Regions from separate parts of the Homo sapiens genome. Here region 1 is linked to region 2. Evidence: read pairs that join two places in POLR2A ChIA-PET (ENCODE). Cell type or tissue: PC-9. All regions are shown on one strand. Links, peaks and the distances in the headings refer to the core of each region. The heading gives the core; the rest is flanking DNA.

Region 1 (5,384 bases), core at 199-5,198, 230 kb after region 2:
TTTACATTTGACTGTATTCAGTTTTACCACTGCATAAAAGGAAGGAAGGATGTCGTAAAAGCTGCAGGCAGTTCAGAGAAATATTATTGAAAAAGGCGGCCGGGCGCAGTGGCTCACGCCTGTAATCCCAGCACTTTGGGAGGCCAAGGCGGGCAGATCACCTGAGGTCAGGAGTTCAAGACCAGCCTGACTAACATGGTGAAATCCCGTCTCTACTAAAAATACAAAATTAGCCAGGCATGGTGGTGCATGCCTGTAATCCCAGCTACTCAGGAGGCTGAAGCAGGAGAATTGCTTGAATGATCATGCCATTGCACTCCAGCCTGGGCAACAAGAAAGAAACTCCATCTCAAAAAATAAAAAAATAATAAAATAAACATGAAAAAGGCAACAGAAGATTAAAAAAAAAAACCTACCATATCACAGGACAGAAGGAAACATGTTATTGCAATTTTTTATTAAATATAGGTAATATCTGGTTAATAATACTATTTATGTTCTTTTAAAATATGTATTTTTCTTAAGAATATATAATAATAGAACCTGCAAAATTTAAATACCTAATATAGAGTTAAAAAAAGATAAAACAAATTGCTGTATCAAAGGACAAGAAGAAAGTTATTAAAATATTGTCATATTTTGCTCACACATGTTTAGTTAGTCCTATTGTTAATTACTTCTAATTGCATTATTTATTAGTCCCATTGTTTATTTACAAATTTTTAAGTAATTTAAATAGTTAATTTAAATTTATGTTTGTGTGCATATAAGATCTCTGATAGTCTACTTTTGAGAATAATTTAGTAAAGCTTTTAAATAAAAATCAGAAGTAACTCCATTAATTGCATTATATATCATAATTACATTTTTCTGTTTATTTAATGAAATAAAACTTCATAGCTGACTAAAAAAAAATTCTGTTTTTTTGAGACAGGGTCTCGCTCTGTAACCCAGGCTGGAGTTCAGTGGCATGATCTCATCTCACTGCAACCTCTGCCTCCCAGGTTCAAGCAACTCTCATGCCTCAGCCTCCTGAGTATCTGGGACTGCAGGCATGGGCCACCAAACCCAGCTAATTTTTTGTATGTTTAGTAGAGATGGGGTTTCACCATGTTGGCCAGGCTGGTCTTGAACTCCTGAGCGCAAGTGATCCACCCACCTCAGCCTCCCAAAGTGCTGGGATTACAGGCGTGAGCCACTGCACCCGGCCACTAGCAACCATTTTTTAATAGGAGGTAGATAATATTTAACACTTTATGAAAGTTGACTGTAAGTGAAATATTTCATGATATAATTTTATAAAATAGGTACTAACTATATTATTTAATACAGTACACCCAATCTGAAAGAAATCACATAAAAGTTTTATCTATAGCTTTTATTTAATATATCTTTTTAAAACTGGTAATCTCAGAAATCATTCCAGTTACAGTGGAAGAATTGTTGTTATTAACTTACACTGATTTGCTATTCAAAAAGGTTTTTTCTTCCTAGCTAATAACATAGCCCTAAGGATGAGAATAGAGAAAAAGGTTCTCTAATGTTTAAATACATTTAAAAAGTCATTTTTTTTTTTTGGCCAGGCGTAGTGGCTTATGCCTGTAATCCTAGCACTTTGGAAGACTAACGAGGGAGGATCTCTTGAGCCTAAGAGTTTGAGACCAGCCTGGGCAAAGTAGTGAGACCCGGTCTCAATTTTTTTTTTAATTAACTCTAAAAAAAAATCTTTTTCTCATTAATAGTCAATAATTTACCAATCAATATCCTCACCAATATTTCTCACTAATCATCTCTTTGTTCTCCTGGACTCTCCCCCAAGAGTGATGCATTCTTGACAAAAAAAAGTCTGGGTCTTTCAACGAAAATTGTCAGTGATCTACCACCCTACTCTACAATGTATAGGAACTGAAAACACTTCAATGTGGGTCAAATGCTGACTTCCCTTGAATGGAAATATACTCAGAACAGAGAAATGTTAAATGTTTCTGTGTCTTGATCAGAGGTGACAGGGAACTGCCCTGTGGCTTAGCCCAGGTGGTATTGAGATCCTCAGGGCCACCCTGAGATTGGAGGGGGTGAGAGATTGCCTTTGTTTTGCACAGTGAGAGAAGAAACTTTGTGATGTGAATTTTAGGAAACCCCATGTAGATGTTGAGGATCTGGTAGCTAATTCCCTTCAACTCTTTTCTCCTTGGTAAGCCATCGCAGTTTGAAAACCACTGGTACAGGAGAGAAGGAGAGCAGACAGACTGAGCACATGTGGTATGAGGGAGGGCTGCACTGAGGGTCTCCTGAGATTAACCAGGAAGAATCTGAAGTGAAACTGGTCATATGTTTCCATCAGCCGCAGTCTGCTGTGCTGATACAGGCATGAAGGAGTCAGAGATCTGGATTTAACCAGGGTTGTAGATTTAACCAAGCAAGTAGTTTTGAGAATTTAAAGATGTGATACAGGCCAACAATGAACAATAGGGAAGAAAAAAAAAAAAGACCATATAAGAAAAGAAACGTCATCACAGTACACCACTAGATTGTGCAGCAACACGTTTGTATAAACTTCAGCTCCTGACTCATCATGCTCTCTAAGATCAGCCAGTCATGTTCCTGATAAGTCCATTACCCATGCAGAAGCATAAGGGATTTAAAGGTATATGCCAGGGAGTGATTAAAATGATTGTGGCCAGACGTGGTGGCTCACACCTGTAATCCCAGTACTTTGGGAGGCCAAAGCGGGCAGATTGCTTGAGCCCAAGAGTTTAAGACCAGCCAGGGCAACATAATGAGACCCCATCTCAAAAAAAAAAAAAAAAAGATAAAAAGAAAAAAAAGCCGGATGTGGTGGCATGCACCTGTAGTCCCCACTACTTAGGTGGCTGAGGTGGGAAGATCACCTGAGCCCTGGAGTTTGAGGCTGTATGAGCTGTGATGGCGCCACCGCACTTGAGCCTGGGTGACAGAGTGAGACCTTGTCTCAAAAAAAATGTTTTTTTAATGATTGAACATGGCATTTTAGCTAGGTAAGAAAGGCTGTGAGGACCCTAGGGGAGGGGAGAAGGTTCAGTGAAAAGGTAATAGCATCAGTGAATTAAAAGTTTAGTGGGAAGGAAAAGTTATTAGAGGTGGAGTCCCATAGGAAGTGAGCTGAGAAAATAATGTTCAGCGAACAGGGTGATTAAAATGGAAATTAAGGAGGATTTTCTGTGATTGATAATAAAATCTAGGGACTGCTAATAGAAATATAAAGTGAGTAACATATGTAATTTAAAATATTCTACCAGCCACATTTAAAAAAGTAAAATGAAACAGGTGAAATTTCTTTTGATAACATTTTACTTAACACATATATGCAAAGTACTATCATTATAATATGCAATCAATATAAAAATTCATTAGATATTTCATATTCTTTACTTTTTGAAACCACATCTTCAAAATTCAGTGTATATTTTACACTTGGGTACATCTCATTTTGACCTAGACACATTCAAGGCTGCAGTGAGCTATGATCACATTGCTGCACTGAAGTGTGGCCAACAGAGCAAGACCCTGTCTCTTATAAAAGAAACAAAAAAACAGGGGGAGGGGTGTTTGTAAGATTAGTAATTTGAAACTAACCTAGATTTGATACAAATGATAGAATTCGTGGACAAGGGTATTAATGCAGCCATTATTATAATTATCATCAAGAAGCTAGAGAAAAGGTTGAGCATGTAATTGAAGACATGGAAGTTATAAAAAAGATCCATATCAAACTTTTAGAGATGAAAACTAAAATGTCTAATATGAAAAACACACAGGATGGGATTAATGTCAGATTGCACATTGCAGAAGAAATGATTAGTGAATTTGAAGACATTTTCATAGAAACTATCCAAAATGAAACACACAGAGAAAAAAATATTAAAAAAAGAAATGAACAGAATATCAGCAAGCTGTGGGACAAGGGGCCTAATACATGTGTAACTAAAGTTCCCACAGAAGAAAAATGAGGGAAGAGAGAATCGTATGTCAAGTAATAATGGATGAAATTTTCCAAATTTGATAAAATGATAAACCAACAAATTCACAATGCTCACTGTATTAGTCCATTCTCAAGCTGCTATAAACTGCCCCAGACTGGGTAATTTAGAAGTAAAGAGGTTTAATTGACTCACAGTTTCACACTGCTGAGGAGGCCTCAGGAAACTTACGATCATGGTGGAAGGCAAAGGAGAAGCAGGCGCTTTCTTCACAGGGCAGCAGGATGGAGGGAGTACAAGCAGGGGAAATGCCAGATACTTATAAAACCATCAGATCTCATGAGACTCATTCCCTATCAGAACAGGATGGGGGAACCACCCCATGATCCGATTATTCCACCTGGTCCCACCCTTGACACGTGAGGATTATGGGGATTACAATTCAGGATGAAATTTTGGGTGGGGACACAGAACCAAACCATATCACTCACCAAACCTCAAGCATAAGAAACTTGGAAGAAACTACATCAAGGCTCAGAGTAATAAAATTGCTTAAAAATAGTAATAAAGAGAGAATCATAAAAGCAGATAGAGGCAAAACAACATCACATGCAGAAAAACAAAGAACAGTATGACAGATTTCGTTTTAGAAACAATGCAAGTGTAGCATGGCAAATGAAGGTGCAAGACAATGGAGCAACATTTTTTAATGTCCTGAAGGGAGGGAAGGAGAGGGAATCACTGGCAACACAAAATCCTTTACCCAGCCAAAATCTCTGTGAAAAAACGGAAGGCAAAACAGGGACCCTTTTTAGACATACAAAAGCCAAAAGAATTTATCATCACCAGACCAGCACTACAAGAAATGCTAACAGTAATCCTTCAAGCAGAAGGAAAATGCTACCAGATATAAATCTGCAACTACATAAAGGAATGAAGTATAGTGGAGATGGTAACTATGTGGGTAAATATAAAGTTTTTTCTTATTATTTAAATCTCTTTAAAAGATAACCAACTCTTTAAAGCAAAAAATAAGACAATGTATTATCTATTTGGAAACTAAATGTAAATATAACACATATATATAACACATATAGAAATATAGGACAACAAAAGCACAAAGGACAAGAGGGGAGAAAAGGAAGCATGTTTTACATTTCTTATATTCTACGTGTAGTGGTATATTACTCAAAGATAGATTGTCATAAGTTAAAGATGTCTACTCTATGCCTTAGCAATCACTGAAATAATACAGCAAAGAGTTATACTAATAAACCAACAAAGGAGATATAATTTAATCATAAAAATAATTTAATCCAAGACAATGAAGAAAAATAGGAAAAAGGGAATAAAGAACAGGTAGGATGAATAGAAAACAAATAATATATAATCCCAACCATATCAACATAATATTAAATTAAAGTG
Region 2 (5,384 bases), core at 165-5,164:
CCAGGAGTAAGACTCACTGATCTGGAAGCAGTGTCTCTCAAAATTTAACATGGATCAAGGTCACCTGGACAGCTTGATAAAAACACAGATTGCCAGACCCTACCTGCAGAGTCTCTGATTCACTAAGTCCGAAGTTGGGCCCAAGAATGTTCATTTCTAGTAAGTTTCCAGGTGATGTTGATGCTACTTGTTGGGCCACACTTTGACAACCACTGATGTGAAGTGTTAAGAAGGAACTTCAGGTTGAATTAAAGTTCAGTGGAAAAGAAGGCCGTGATTGATTAGCCATGGTCACTGGAAGAAAGAATTGTATTTGTTACCCTCATTGTTGAGAAACTCATCAATAAACTGTCCTCAATCAAAATGTGGAAATAGGTTACTCCTGGAATTATTCCCTGTTTACAGTTAATCCTAGCCACATCATCACATTTTGCTCCTTGCCCTATCCACATCAGCAAGCAGCCTAGCCAGAACTAGAAGCTGATCTGCTGTCTCTGTCTAGCACAGTGTTGTTCCAGCTGTTGTATACTGCTTCTACCGGGACCCAAATCACTTGGGGCCTCTAATCTGTGCACTCTTTATATCTATTGCCAGAGAGAGGTAGCTTGTTTTCCTATAAGCATGAAAACAGTTTGCTGACTGAGACCAAGCATGGAACAAGACCTGGAATCGAGAACAGCTCAATTTTAATGACATATCCTAGAAAAAAAACCTATAGAAAGTCACGGAGTGGTATGAGGGCAGGGAGAGAAGGGCTGCAGAGAGTGTAGATGGGCACCAAAAGCTAACCCTACCTACTTCTGAACATATGCTTAGCCCTCCTTTCTTTTCTCTCAGTTCTCAGGGGCTCTGTACATCGTAGGAGCCATTCACAAGCAGAATCCAACAATGGCCGTACACAGACTTCAAGCAACTCTCCTGCTGTCACAGAGAAAAATGGGTGAGCATTATCTGCTAAGAGTTCCCTGTTGTAAACTCAGGTGCTCCATTCTAATGGATAATGAAATGGTAATGGATAATGCAACAAGTATTTCTACCACTATGGTATTTTGGTGAACTGGAGAGAGTGGAACCAAAAAGCGTTTCCAGGGCTGGGCGTGGTGGCTCATGCCTGTAATCCCAGCACTTTGTGGGGGCCGAGGTGGGTGGATCACCTGAGGTCAGGAGTTTGAGACTAGCCTGGCCCACATGGCAAAACCCCGCCTCTACTAAAAATACAAAAATGAGCTGGCCATGGTGGCATGTGCCTGTAATCCCAGCTACTCAGGAGGCTGAGGCAGGAGAATCACTTGAACCATGGAGGTGGAGGTTGCAGTGAGCCAAGATTGTGCCACTGCACTTCAGCCTGGGCAACACAGCAAGACTCTGTCTCAAAAAAAAAAAAAAAAAAAAAAAGTGTTTCCATCAGATTCTCCCAAGTCTTTATTCTACAGAGCAACGTGAACACAACCCTACTTTTTGGGTTCTCTTCATGGTTAAATCTATACTTAGCGTCATCAGGTTAAACATCCTCCCCCTGGATATTTAGCAATGTCTGAAGACATTTTTGTTTGTCACAACTTTGGAGGGAAGAGTTGTGCAGTTGGCATCTAATGGGCAGAAGCCTGTGATGCTGCTAAACCTCCTGCAATGTAGGACAAAGCCTCCCCGCAGCAAAGAATTGTCCAGCCTCAGATGTCAGTAGTCCCACAGTTGAGAAACCTACAGCCAGGCATGGTGGTATGTGCCTGGAGACCCAGGTAATTGGGAGGCTGAGGTGGGAGTATCACTTTAGCCCAGGAATTTGAGTCCAGCCTAGGAAATATAGTTAGACCCTGTCTCCATATTAAAATATGTATATATATACACATATATATATACACACACATATATATACACATATATATATACACACATATATACACACACACACATATATATATAATCTCATTTGGGGGAGATATATATATTATCTCATTTGAGTAGAAAAATGATGAGCTTCTAGAAAAACCCTAGATTTAAGCTAAAGCAAAAAGGGAGTATCATTTCCTGTTTAGCCACAGGTTTGAGTTAAATATAATTCAAAAGGAGTATAGCAGAGCTTGCCTTTCAGTGACCTCTGAGCTGCTCAAGCTGCAGGGCCCGATACCCTGGCTAAATGTAGGCTCAAGACACTTTAAGTCCAGCCAGGCCAGGCATGACACCAAGAGCTAAAGACACAAACAGCTCCTAGGCCTGTTCTTCACGGAAGCCTTTATAATGTGCCTTCTCTCAGATAAGGTTTCCAGAACCCATCATGTATGTCACCAGGAGGAGGACACAGCTACAGGAAGGAGTGGACCATGGCAAAGGGAAGGCCTAATAGAATGAAACTCACCTTTCTTATTTTCTTCCACATTGATTATGGGGAACTTCCTTAAAAGTTTTAGTCAAAGATTTCAAGAAAGAAGCAGGTCATTAGAGAGTTCTTTGCATCTTTTCACCTGGAAAAGAGAAAGTCTTAATTTACAATTTTAAACAAAATTTTAATTATTTTTTATTATTTTATTTTGTGAGATCGCTTAAGATTTTTGAGACTTGATAAATTAAATTCTTAATACTCCCCCAGTGGTCTCAAATTGTCATTGGGCTTCTTTTAAAGTAAAGTACTTTAGACTACTTGCTTAAAAAGTCAGAATAGCTCATTTAAGGGCACTTTAGGAAAAGACCTAATATCTCATATTAGAATAACAAAGTTTACAATTTCTAATGTGGTAGAAAGATCACTGAGCTTGGTTGGAAGACTTGGTTTCTGATCCCAGCTAACATTTTCCAACTGTTTGACCTTGGGCAAGTCAGTGAACCAGTTTGGAAAACAACTTCAGCCCCAGTCTGACTTCCTCAATCTCAACTGAGGTCTGACTTTACTGAGAACACCAGGACAGTGCTCTGAGCTCTTCCACCGCCCTTCTCTTCACCTTAGAATCTCTCCTTATCTTCGGCTGTCCTTCCTTCCTTTGCTCCCATCTCACAGACCCCAGATCCTCTGCCTTGTGCAGTGTTCCTGCCATCCAGGCCCTACCACTATCAGGTAGCACCTCCCCTGCTTTCCCATCTTTTACACTCTGCTATCACTTTCCATTTTGCTTATACCTCCCCCCATACTAAAAAAAAGCCTGCCCTTGGCCTGTCCTTCCTTCTTTTTGCTTTTACCACCAGACTTCCTCCAACTGCTGTCCAGGTCCACTGCCTCATTTCCTCACTAAACCAACCCCTTTCTCCCTAATCCTGAAATCTGATTTGTGTCCCTACAATGTCCCTAAAACTATTCTTGGGAAGCACAGCTCCCAGTTGCTAGAGCTTTATGTTCATCAGACTCTGCAGCATTTAGTTCCATGGGCCATGCGTGCTTTCCTTGAAGAGCCCTCTTCCAAGGGTATCTGTAGTATTGCCTTCTTCAGGTGCTTGCTCAGAGGTATTCTCAGTCTTTGTTTTCTCTGGTTCCATTCTTCTTCTCTTCCGCTTACCATTAAAATAAAGGCAATTCTCCAAGTCTTAGATTCTCTCCTTTCTCTCCTTCTCACCCTGGATGATACCATCTCTCACCAGTGTGTTCTGGTATCAAGTCTCTGCTAGGTGAGCACGAGTCGCAAGTCTCTGTTCTGAGCTCCACACTCCTACACCCAACTCACAGTGGACATATATTCCTGATTCACACACCAAGACTTCAACAGAAAAGCCCCTCCTAAAGCACCTCCTCCACTCACCCTTCCCACTTCTATGATTGACATAAACACTGTCTTGTGACCTGGCCTTCAAACCTGGCACAGTCACTCTTGACCCCTACCTCTCACTTAATCTCACTTCCAGTCATTTTCCAAATACTCTTTCCTGGTCCAGGACTGCCATTATCTCTTTTTCTTTCTCCTTCTGTCTTTACAGTCCAGCTTTCATTTCTCACACCTGATCAATTGTCTTACAACATATTCTGACTTGTTCAAAGAACTTTAATGGCTTCCTATTTTAGACCAAAAAAGGTTCCGACTTCTCAGGCTGCTGTTCCACGCCTCTCTCTAGCTCACTTCAGTTTGTCCTCCAGGCTCACCTCCACCTTGTCCCTAATACACCTTATGGCTAACCAGAATCAGACTTCTTATTGTTCTACCGGTGCACCTTCCTCTCTTCTCTCTGCCCATTCCTTTCTGTTCAGCTCTTACCTTTTGGTCAAGACACATTATCATATCCCTTTCCTCCATGAAGACCTAATTCTTTTTAATACTCCTTGAGCTGTAGCCCTTTTGTAACAGTACTACTCAAAGTGCTTTTTCACAACAGGATAATGAATTTGTGCCCAAATGTAAATCAACTCACTGCTTTCTTCATTAAGAAACTCTTGTTACTAAAAAAAATCAGCTGAACTAAACAATGTACTTGGTGATGAATTGATTTACATTCTGGCACTAGCCCCTTATGTCATTGTGAGTAGTAACAGTTCACAGACTGGGTCCTCACACCACACTTTGGTGTTTCAATCTCTCTGGTGCTCTTCATATTTTGCCTGGTGTTATGGTTGACCTTGTGCTAGCAAGTTAGCTTCTCAACAGTGAGGACTGAGTCTTACTCTTTCTTGTATCCGATATACACAATAGCTACTCAATAAGTTTATTGAGCTAACTTTCAAAGCCACTTCTCAGCACTCAGATTTTTATGAGGGAAGTGTTTTTCTTGTCAGTCTTTGGGTAGTGGCAACAATAAGAGGATCCCGAATAACTTACCAAACAGTGGGCCAGGGTATCCCTGATCCAGGGACTGGGATTCTGTTGTCCCCCTTATGTTTGTCAACTCAGTGTTCTGTGAATCAACAAGGGCTGATAGGAAGGAGTTTTTGGGCAGAGGGTGGGGTGGGAGTAGGGAGGGGTTTGGGGTGGGCAGAGTAAGAAGAGAGCTGGATTGTGTCACTGGTGATGTTCTCATTGGAAGTAACAAACATTCAACCCATAGATTCAAGGATCCCTCGAGACAAAAGGTCCAAAGACAGAAGTTCCAGGGCTCGGTCAGCCATTCAGGAATGTCAGCAAAGACACAGGCCCCTTGCATCTCTTTGCTTTGCTGTTCTCAGCATGTCAGTCATGCCCCCACTTATGGCCACGAGGTGGCCAAAGCAACACTAAACATCACTTCTTTACATGCCAATGTCTGGAGCAGGAAGACAGAAGCGGATGGAAAGGGGCTTCTTCTCAGGAGTCTCTCTCCATTTGCTAGGAGGGAAATCTTTCCCAGAAGTCACCCAGGAGACTTTTCTTGCATATGATTGGCCAGAATTTGCAGTGGTGGTTCTGCAGGAGAGCTGCAAAGGAGGTTGAGAGATTAGGCAAAGAAGAAAGGAAGAGGGAAGCAACCAACAAGGTCTGCCTCAAGAGTCCTGG

What was found. ChIA-PET counts read pairs that join two places held together with the same protein. Peaks named below come from ENCODE experiments on the same cell type or tissue, not always from the same donor. Only the 100,000 strongest peaks of a DNase experiment are listed, where the experiment ranks them.
Region 1: POLR2A ChIA-PET joins it to region 2 with 6 read pairs; 2 of 35 experiments call an interaction of 5 or more read pairs at or near these places.

The regions. Positions count from the first base shown.
Region 1 is chr2:170,745,571-170,750,954 of GRCh38, forward strand. All of the region lies in intron 1 of ERICH2-DT (ERICH2 divergent transcript), which reads right to left. Among named protein-coding and RNA genes, the nearest start is that of ERICH2, 22 kb to the right of the region's middle. In PC-9, for the core only: no CTCF peak of the experiment used is centred there; a DNase peak (open chromatin) is centred at 2,551.
Region 2 is chr2:170,518,601-170,523,984 of GRCh38, forward strand. It overlaps MYO3B (myosin IIIB), which reads left to right. Exons shown (of 35, transcript NM_138995.5): 30 at 838-940. Among named protein-coding and RNA genes, the nearest start is that of MYO3B-AS1, 170 kb to the left of the region's middle. In PC-9, for the core only: no CTCF peak of the experiment used is centred there; no DNase peak of the experiment used is centred there.